Regions from separate parts of the Homo sapiens genome. Here region 1 is linked to region 2. Evidence: read pairs that join two places in POLR2A ChIA-PET (ENCODE). Cell type or tissue: IMR-90. All regions are shown on one strand. Links, peaks and the distances in the headings refer to the core of each region. The heading gives the core; the rest is flanking DNA. Region 1 overlaps CHRM2 (cholinergic receptor muscarinic 2). Region 2 overlaps CHRM2 (cholinergic receptor muscarinic 2).

Region 1 (5,392 bases), core at 267-5,266, 61 kb before region 2:
GAGTTTTAAGCTAGAGGCTGATATAACAGCGGTAGTATTTTTGGAAAATTAATCTCATAACAGGATGCAGGATGAATTGTACTAAGAAAAGCTTAGTGGTATGAAGTTCAGATAAGAGGTTAATGCAGTAAACCCAGGCCTCAGCAGATAAGGGGATGAACTAGGACCCTGTTCTAGAATCTTTATGTAGGACTGCATTATTAGCTGGGCAAGGTCAGGCCCCTGTTGTACTTGACAGTCCTTCAAATGTTAGGAGACAGTATGCTTTTACTTGGTCACTGCTCTTCCAAGATAAATGTCCCCAGTTGTGACAGCTGATCCTCAAATAAGCATTACTTAATAGGTAAAGGTATTTCAAAGCCAAGAAAACACCTATACTTAATTGGTTGTGTTATATAACCTATCTAATTCACAGTTTCTTCATATGCAAAAGGAAAATAATAGTACCTAACACCCAGAATTTTTGAAAGGATTAAATACAAATGCTTTTGTTCGTGGTTTGGAGCTTAATCAATGTTCAATAAACAGCAATATATATTATTTTTATGCATCCTACTTACCTTGTCTGTTACTATTTCAGGTTGGAAGTGCTTTTTCTTAGTTTGTGATTCAGAATTAATATTGACAGTTCTACTGGCCACTGACTTTGGGCCATGTCTCATTTTGAGCATTTGGCTATGCTCTTAAATCTCAATAACTCAGTAAGTTATGTACTACTATTGACTCCATTCTACAGTCAAAGACATAAGGTACAAGATGATTGAGTAACTTTCCAAAGTCACACAACTAGAAGACAATCACAAAGGCAGTATTTAACAGGCAAGCAAATTCCAGAGTCTATGTCTTTAATCACTACAGAAGGCTTCCTCTCTGATCTGTTCAACGCGAGTATACTGTACTGCTTCAAATACGGGCAGCTGTCGAAGATTGTATCCATGGCTTTACAGCATCTGAATCACACCACTGATATATCAATTTTACTGTGGCATGAAGTGCTTCTTTCACACAAACTGCTATATTCTTTTCTTGTTTAGTTTGTTGTTTGAAACTTAGCAGGTAATGTACTTGTTAACTTAAATACCACTTAGTTTTGGCTCATTATTTAAACCTACTGATGTTGCTTACATTTATGATTCTAAATTTTAAAACTATCCTGTTCAGCTCTTCTTATCCACAAATATATTGCTTTTTATTAGGATTTCATCAGAATCATTAGGAAATGTATTACAAAGCTGAAGAACCCAGTACAGAATAAAATCGTACCTAGTAAGCTGTTCCTAGACTAAAATTGTTATACAATCAATATTCACTGGATATAATTGTTTAACTGGCAATGAATTTATATAGATAAATCCTCTTGCATTTCACAATATTTAATTTTCATTACAAGCATACTTGCTCCTGTGAAGCTTCATCAAATGTCCATTTTTATGTACTGAAATGTGTGCTTTATTCTATCCACTCTATTAGCTTTGTGACTTTTCCTTAATTTATTTAATTTTCATAAAGCTCTGTCTCTTCACTTGAAAAACAGAGTAAGTCCCACTATACTTATTTTAATTATTTTTTGTTAGAGCCAAATTAAAGAACATCTAAAATTATTAACTTGACATCCCAACCCAGAATCTTATTGTAAAGAGGAAAGTAATAACATATACATAGAATGCTAACATATAAAAAGTCCTTTTGTGTATTTTTTTTAATTCTTTACTCTTTGCAACCACCCATTAGTTGGGCAGAGTAAATAATATTATCCTTACTTTGCAGAAAAAGAAACACTGACGCTTAAGAGGTTAATTTCCCAAATCCCAAAAGGGGCATTAGAACTGGAACTTGAGCTCAAGTCTGTTAATCTCAAGTGCATATTACTGCTGTTAAAACCAGTAAAGCCCTGAATGAAATTTCAAGTTAAATAGCTCCACACCTGTGTAAGCCTAGGAAAGGAGACATAAAATAGTAATTATTTCCAAATCAAAACAAAACTACTTCTCTTAGAGGGAAAAGAGGTGATTGATATTACCTTGGAAGGAGCATCTGTGGCAGTTTCCCTTCTGCTACTGCTTCCTCATGGGGACAAGTAGGTTGATGTCTGCATGGCCCAGTGGAACAGAAATTAGCACATAACTTCTGAATGAAGTTATGAAAGGAGACTAGCAAAGGTTTCCTACACTAAAGTAATCTCTAGTTATCCTGCCTCTTAGAATTGGAATTATATTAATGTTTGATGGCTACACAAGCACTCTTTTTTTTTTTTTTTTTTTTTTTTTTTTTTTTTTTTTTTTTTTTTTTTGGCAGAGCTAGCTGAAGTTTTATTTTGGACCAAAAAAAAAGCAACTTTGTAGCTGGAGGCATCGGCAAGGGGGGTCCCCAGGTAGTAAACTCCCCTGCGGGTGGGCTGAGGGCTAGGGCTGAGCTTCAGGTGGGTCTCCTGTTCCCAGTGCTACACTGCATGGCGGCCTCCCTCCCAGGCTCTGGGGCAGCGCAGGAGGGGTACAGTCCTACAAGGTGTCCACCTCTGGCCCCTGGGCCTTCAGCAGCCGCTCCTGCACGAGTGGGCCCTGTGCCCGCATGAGCTCCTCGAGCTTCTCCCGAGTGGACAGCAGCAGCTTTCGGGGTGGCCTGGGCAGCGGCTATGGTGGGGCCAGCGGCATGGGAGGGATCACTGCAGTCACGGTCAATCAACCAGAGCCTGCTGAGCCCCCTTATCCTAGAGGTGAACCCCAACATCCAGGCCGTGCGCATCCAGGGGAAGGAGCAGATCAAGACCCTCAACAAGAAGTTTGCCTCCTTCATAGACAAGGTACGGTTCCTGGAGCAGCAGAACAAGATGCTGGAGACCAAGTGGAGCCTCCTGCAGCAGCAGACGACGACTCGGAGCAACATGGACAACATGTTCGAGAGCTACATCAACAACCTTAGGCGGCAGCTGAAGCACTCTTCTTTTAAAAGTTTCTGAAGCCATTAGCTAAAGATTCAGTAACAAAGGTACCCTGAGTGAGAAGTAACCTGCTGTGCGATGGACTCTTCCAGAAGAGTGGGCAGAGATAGTATTCAGATCCTGACAAGAAGAGGAGACAAGTGCCAGGTCACATAACTTCATCTCCCCTAGCTGACCAATTCCCAACTCCAGAAATGCCTGCCCTCTCTCATACACCATTACGTTCAGTGATTCAGTTACTTTCAGAGTCCTGTCTGTGCCAGTGTGGTTGCGCTTGCTATCAGCAAAGCCATCAGGCTTCATTGCTCTTTTTTTCTGATACAAACCCTCAATTAGGACCAACCACAGGAGACCCTCTTCCACTAACTCATGCAAAAAATGTCATCATGGACTGTGTGTTTGGTGGTGAAAGAAAATTTGAGTTCTGTTTCCCCTTTCTAAGTGATATGTAATGGTCACGTTCGGTGTCAAAAGCGTGGAAATCTCAAGATGTGATTCTCTATTTTTTTCAAATCTATCTCATATATTTATGTCAATCACAAGAAAATTCTTTATATTTCTCCAGTTGGATAAGTGCACAAGGCTTATTTTCTCATCAACTTACTTGAAAACCTAATTATACTGAACCAGATGTTGTGTTTAACACCAGTAGATGTGACAAGCAGTCGGTTTTTTACAGTGACACAAATATCAATTCAAACTGCTCTGACTCTACTGTGGGAGCTGGATTCTAATGTGATTACAGTCATTGCCTCATATCTTATTTTTAGTTAAATAAAAAAGGGCGATCAAGTGTTGAATGTGCTATAATATACTGAATCTACATGCAATATAGATCTGAGAAAAATAATTAATATTCAAAAAAAACTGAGGAAAAAATAATTTGCATATTAGAATCATTAAATTCTGAAATTAATTCTTACATTCAGTTTGACTTCTTGTTTAAATATAATAATTAGAGTGAGGAAAAAGGAATTTTTGTCAGAGCCCAAATTCTAACTTTGGCTGTTATTCTAACTGTCCTGAACCTGTGTGTTTAAGTCACCAGGAAGGATAACTTAATTTATGCGGCTATTGAAAGCGATGTCATTCTTCCTGTAGATCCCTGAGTAAATCAGAAAAATTATTGAAAACTACCTATTTTTATTCCAGTCAAATTCTCTGTCTTTGGGGCTAGAGACACTCAGATATATTAGTATTCAGCATGTAATGAAGTACAATGTACTCCTAGTTTAAATCACTTTGCTTATAAGAAACTCTATTCATGTTGACTAGTTTGATACAAATGGTTTGATCTTAAGATTTGAAGGCATGGATGACCTTGGTCTGTCTAAAATTCAGCAGATTATTGGAGAACAATAACACAAAGTCTCCAGCTATATCGAGACATCTTAATTTAGAGTCTTTTCAACTAGTGAAGAAAGCAAGTAGAAACATAGAAGGGTAATATAGAAGAAAATTCTAAATGTATTAGAACCTATTAAAATGTTGAAAATATTTGAAAATTATAATTGATTTTGTTTCTGATTACAAAGTAGCACAAGGTAATTAAAGAAAATTTAGAAAATTGGGAGAAGCAAAAACAAAGAAAATGATACTTGTACTTAAGGTCTGTATTACTTTAGTTCTTTATTTCTAAGCATATACAAAACTCAGACAGAGACATGTACATGCACACAGACTCAAACATGGAGTTGGATCTTAAACAATTTATCTGTGACTGATCTGTGATCTGCTGTGATGGATTTATAGTTTCAATCATGTCATTCATTTTAAGACAATTTTTACATTAGTCATTTAACAGACCATTTAGGTGTCTATTAGTCATCTATTCTACCTAGCTACAGTACAATGTGTTGTGACGTTTGTAGTTTTTACCCTTTGTTCCTGAATTTGGGAAATTCAGAGATCAAGGGGAATTTAAAATATTCCTTTTGCTCCATGTGTCTTGATTTGAGTATTTATATATTTTAATCTAAAGTATATCAGAGGCAAAGGCTTTATCCAGACCAGTAACATTAGCGGTGAACCACTTGCTTGATGTTAGGAGAGAACATGGCATTGGAAAACTACATTATTTCATGTATGTTGGTACTTTAGACAATTATTTTGTATCTTGTGCTAGAGTGATGATGAAAAATATCTCCGCTACCCAAACATAGATTGGGTAGATTCAAGTTTTTGAATCTTAAAAATAAATTTTAACAAGAGTTCCAAATGAGATAATCAGTGTGAAGCTGCAATATACATTTAAATTAAACACCACTTTCCCAAAGGTAGAGGAAGGGTTATATCATTGGTAAGGCAGTGACAATGGGAGGAACTGTAGTGTATTTTTAATGTAAGTATCACTGACAGTTAATGGTAGAGGTTCTGACTTTGGTGTAAGTTTTTTCTGTTTTCTCAGGAAAGAAAAGATTTCCAGAGGACTAAGGTTTAGGTGAAAAGGAAATG
Region 2 (5,392 bases), core at 237-5,236:
AAGAGGAATTCTAAGGATGTGAATTTCCTGGAGAATGTGTTATGTAACTAACAAACTGCGAGGGAGAGGAGTAATTATCACTTTAATTAATTAGGGCCCTGTTACAGCTCCCCTGTGAAAGATAATCCTTGATTAAAAGTGTCAGTATGTAAAAATATTGATGGATATTGAAATGTAAGAGTGTAAAATTTCAATTAATTGTGAAAAAGAAATTAGCTGGTATTATCATTTCCCAATAGACAGTCATGATTTCCAGAAGATATGGGGGCATGCAAATAAATGGTTAGTTAACAATGGACATGTAAACAGGAACAGAATTATTCCAAGCAGGTTTATCCCTTAGGACATCTAGCCTCTTTGGCCTTTTGTTTGTGCATCTGCAATGCAGAAGTTAAGGTTAAGTAATGGCAATTGTTTTGCAGAGGAAGGAAATAGATATAACAGTATGAAATAGAAGGAGATCAAATAATGACATTTTACTGATACTTAATGTTCTCCTAATCAACAGAAATGTTGCAACATATATGTTATATAAACATCAATAAATATTGTATGCCTTGGAAATTTCATACCTGAAAGCCTTGCTGAGACTTTTTCCACCTCTGTGCCTAGAAAGAGCTCCCAGGGAACTACGAAGGCTCAAGCACTTTTAAATTCAAATTATGCTAAGCCAGGAGGTTAGTTGCCAGGAGACAGATTCTAAACTTCACCTAAGACTGATTCCTTTACCATGAAGTCTGTTTTCATGACTTCATTTTCTGAACACTGACTAGAAGTGAGACTTGCTTCTATTTCTTTTTCTTCTCTCTCTCTTTTTCCTTAGCCTTATCAGAATTAGATGCCAAATAATATAGTGAGACATCCTCTGAAAGAACTGCTTGTGGTATAGTAAACCAAAACAAAAAACATTAAAAACTGATCCTTGACCTTAGATGTGGAAATAATGCTGAGCCACATACTCACTCTTAGACCTGGAATAAGTTGTTTAGTGTCAACAAGCCAAGGTTTCAAGATTTAGAAAGAAAAAGGAATAAATTTACCACATCGGGTGGGCATGAGGTATAGAAACAATACATGTAAAGAAATGGCATAGGTTCTAAAATTTGGTAAACACTCAAAAAACAGCAGCTGTCATTTCGTGGTTTTTGTTGCCATTATTATTGTCACAGAAGAGTATCTCACCCCAAATTCTGAAATTTCCCCTGATAAGGATATAACTAGCCATGGAAAATATCCAGTCAGGCTTATTTTAAAATAAAGCAAAACTGAGATTGCTTGTTTACTGTTGAATGATACCCAGTTGCCAGAGAGAATAGAAATTAAACCTATATCATCTACCCTTCCTCCTGCCTTCAGTACCTCCATCCAGCATAGCACAAAGAAAAATAAAGTCTTTATTATTTAGGCTTACATGCGAAGACATAACTGCCTACTCCACTGATAAAATCTCATAGAAAAGTAATTTTGAGGATAAAGCAAGAAAACAGTGGGCATATCTGGGAAACATGCTTTGGCCCTGGGGCTGCTCTTTATCTTCTCCCTAAAATGAAACCAAATGCCCTGATGCTCTCCAAAGAACACAATTAAGTAGAATTTTCTTATCACTTTCTATTTTCATGCTGGTTATGGTAGAAGCTCTTCCCTTTGTAACAGTGCCAAGGAAGGCAGAGTATTAGAAAATCTTCATCGTGTTCAACAATGTAAAACAGGTTGTGAAATGTATTTTTTTCCTCTACCAATCAAATTATTCTGTGCTTATCTTTTATAGAAAGGAAGAAAAATTAGGCTTCAGGTAATTATTTAGCTCACGATCACATTCCTCCTAAAGAGTTCCTTGGTAGTTAATTAAATAAGAAATAAGAAGCTTGTTTTCCAACATGATTCTGTCTTGTTTATTGGCTTGGCATGAATGAGGAGGTGAAGAACAGCTTATTTGCTTTATTCAAACAGAAGAATCATCAGCATGACTAAGGGTGAACAATAACATCAAGAAAAGTCATTATAACTTTCTTATTCCTAGAGGAGGTATCATACCCGCCTGTTACTTGGGATCATCAGAATGCAACAACATTTTGCAACAATGACAGTGAAATGTATCAGCATTAACATTTAAGACAATTCTCTCACTTTCTCTAACTCCTCCACTAGAGTTGGGAGAGAAGAAGAGGAAGAAGTCCAGGTGCTTGATCCAGCTACATTAGTAATAAGAATCTACACAGAACACCAGATAGAAGAATGCAGAGAGGAGCTCTGGAATCATGAAGATATATATGATCTGTGAAGATATTAAACGAATGAAAGGAATTTAAGAAGGAAAAAAATAAGAAATAGAAAAGAAATCAAGTACTTATTTCTTAAGTAGCCGAGACTGATTTAACTCCAAGGACATATTGTATGCAAATGGGACTGTGTCCCATCTAAACACACAGGTATCTAGGTTTCCTCTACATTGAAAGATGTGCTTCTTAATCTATAGCTGTCTTCCTGAACCGTTATTCATTGTTCACACTAGAATTTGCCTAACAAATCAAAAAGTCTCCGGCTACAGCAAAGCTCTCTGTCCGGGCCCTAATGGAAAATACATATAGTACTATTGGCAGCAACATTTTGAGTTGTACATCCTATCTTCTTTCCTCCTTGATGCCTTCTATGTTCCAGTTCATCAATCTGTTATTTAAAATGTAGTCCTGTGATTTCCCACCTCAGTATCATGGAAGGGGCTGGTTAAAAATCTAGATTCCTGTCCCTAATTCCCAGCCTGACTCAATGTCTTTACAAGAGGAATAAAGTGTCTCAGATACTCAACCTGTGAATTAATCTCTTTTAAATGACTTCTTAGAAGATAGTAGTTATTTAAGTAATTCAGAATCTTATCATTTAAAGCACTATACCTGGTGACATGAATATTGACTTTTGAAAAAGTGGGCCCAGTTCTGCCAAGAGGTCAATATTCAAGGATATTTAGGATTCTCAGCCTCAGAAAAGAGAGGTCCTGTTTTTCTGAGCCCAATAAATACAGATAGCTTCAAAAGACTGCCTCGTTACTACAGTTTTTGTTATGTATTTTGCACTAATCTTAAAAATGTAGATCCTCAGTTTTATTGTTGCTGTTACTCATTGTCCATGTGCTGGAAATTTGAACTTAAAATAGCCCTCAGCCTATGAAGTTGCCTACAGTTTCTTTGATACGATAAAATGGAGGGGTACTGTGGGTATCTATGCGGTTGCACACTATGCAATAAAATAATAGTAAAATTATTTTGAAAATAGAAAGTGGTTTTAAAAATTCCACTTAATTGTGTTATTTGGAAACATCAGGGCATTTGGTTTCGTTTTAAAGAGAAGACAGAAATACAAATGTAAGTGTATATTGCCATCATTTATAAAATATGGCCTCTATTCTCACGTCATCTGTATCCCTAACAAGTTCTAGCTGTTACTCTACTACCAGCACCAGATAAAACCATCCAAGTTGCCTAGCATTTTTATAAGTTAACTCCTTTGTAAATAATTTGTTTTTTAAAATAAAAACACCCATGGCTTCGCCTTCCAAAACATGTTGCTATGAATAATAAGGGCTAAAAATGTCATTATTATTATATTGATTAGGTATATAAAAATAACAGGAATATACTGAGCACCTAGTGGGCACCAGGTGGTGCACATGGCTGTGAGAGATTAAATGAGATAGAGGATGCCAAATATTCATTAACTTCATCATATTATATCATACCTTTTCATGAGTATTATTATTAGTTTGAGGAATGGCTAGAGTATAAGTGTGAAGCTTATCATTGCCTGTTAGTATTATAATAATAATAAATTCCACGAAGAGGAGGAAGAGGAGGAGGAGAATAAAGGGGAAATAAATATATTGGCTAGTATTTATTTAGCATGTACACTGTACCAGTCATTACACTAAGCTATGTGCATGGATTCTTTCCTTGTGCAGTTGGAGGATGAAGAAATGCCTGTGAGAAAGATGGCTGGCAAAACAGCTCTATGAGCTATGGAAGCTCTCACATGGGTTTGATCTCAGGGTTTATCCTAGACTGTTGAGAAACACTGAAGAATTTTAAACAGGAGAACGACATGTTCAGATTTGCATTTTAGAAAGGTCACTCTGGCAATGTGAGGAGTAGCTTGTACTAGAGAAAGACTGGAGAGTGGGAGACCGGTTAGAAGCATATGGCTCTGGTGATAGTTCATGTGAGAGGTGCGAAAGGTCTGAAAAGATGCCCGGATGGAAAGAGGGGGATGGATTCCAGGGAAGCCTCTGAGGGAACAGATTTAACCTGGGGTCTGATCAGAGGGCAGCAGTGGAATTTGGAATGAGAAAGAAAGAAGATATGTTTATAGCATATCAACCTCACTTCTAGTTTGCCATGTATTTAGGGATTAATAAAAATGTGCAGCTTGATATTATTATTCACACAATCATGTAAGTAAGAGTAAAACGTCTACGTTTCTCACCTAACAAATACCTCCACTCTTTCTTTCTCACGCGTGTGTGTATGTGTGTATGTATATGTATATATGTATATATATTTTTTTCTTGCTGGAGATATATATATATATATAAAATTCATGTGTGTGTATGTGTGTGTATATATATGTATATATGTGTGTATATATGTATATATGTGTATATATGTATATATGTGTATATATATACACACATACACACACATGCATTTTTTACATATATATATATATATTCAGCAAGAAAAATGTTTCCATTCTAAAGATAGAAGACTTCCATTTAGAAGTCTTAAAGACTTAAATGTGCAGAATATTCTATCAGACTATCCTCCCAGGGATATCTCGGTGGCATCTCTTTTTCTTCCATAAGAACATTTTCATAACAATGTTAAACCTGTAAGGGTATAAATATCCTTCCCACCCCTTTGCCATAACTGTATACATAGTAAACAACATTTGACATGCCCAGACAACAAATGTATTCTACTAATCTCTTTGCTTAAAAACATATTAATTCAAAGTCCTTCTTGCTTAGGTCCAGTTGAATTTTTGTTTGAAATTGAAATTCTCCCTAAGCTTTAAAACGGATGTCCTTGTCCTATCCAATCCAATGTGCTTCCAGTTATTGAACACCAGAGGGCATCATTCAGTGAAAGCTTGGATTTGGGAGGGAAGAGGGGAGAGAGGGGGGGCAGAGAGAGAGGGAGGGCATGGGGGAAGACAGAGAAAAAAAAGAGAGACAGAAGGAATTCCATTACTAATGAAAGAAAATGAGAAAACTGAGTTTTTAGTGTGTACCCTTATCTACCATGAAACATTACCATGGTAACAGCACCAGTTAAGATGATTGTATATTTAGGTCATAGTATAAAAGAAGGAGCTAGAACATGTGAAGAAAAAAAAAGAGAAA

The links. ChIA-PET counts read pairs that join two places held together with the same protein. Peaks named below come from ENCODE experiments on the same cell type or tissue, not always from the same donor. Only the 100,000 strongest peaks of a DNase experiment are listed, where the experiment ranks them.
Region 1: POLR2A ChIA-PET joins it to region 2 with 9 read pairs; 3 of 35 experiments call an interaction of 5 or more read pairs at or near these places.

Annotation. Positions count from the first base shown.
Region 1 is chr7:136,935,814-136,941,205 of GRCh38, reverse strand. All of the region lies in intron 2 of CHRM2 (cholinergic receptor muscarinic 2), which reads right to left. All of the region lies in intron 2 of LOC349160 (a long non-coding RNA gene), which reads left to right. It also overlaps the pseudogene KRT8P51. Among named protein-coding and RNA genes, the nearest start is that of MIR490, 35 kb to the right of the region's middle. RefSeq lists an enhancer at 5,001-5,170. In IMR-90, for the core only: no CTCF peak of the experiment used is centred there; no DNase peak of the experiment used is centred there.
Region 2 is chr7:136,874,350-136,879,741 of GRCh38, reverse strand. All of the region lies in intron 2 of CHRM2 (cholinergic receptor muscarinic 2), which reads right to left. Among named protein-coding and RNA genes, the nearest start is that of CHRM2, 8.4 kb to the right of the region's middle. In IMR-90, for the core only: a CTCF peak has its summit at 5,110 (motif pointing right); a DNase peak (open chromatin) is centred at 5,211; H3K27ac peaks cover 1,267 bases.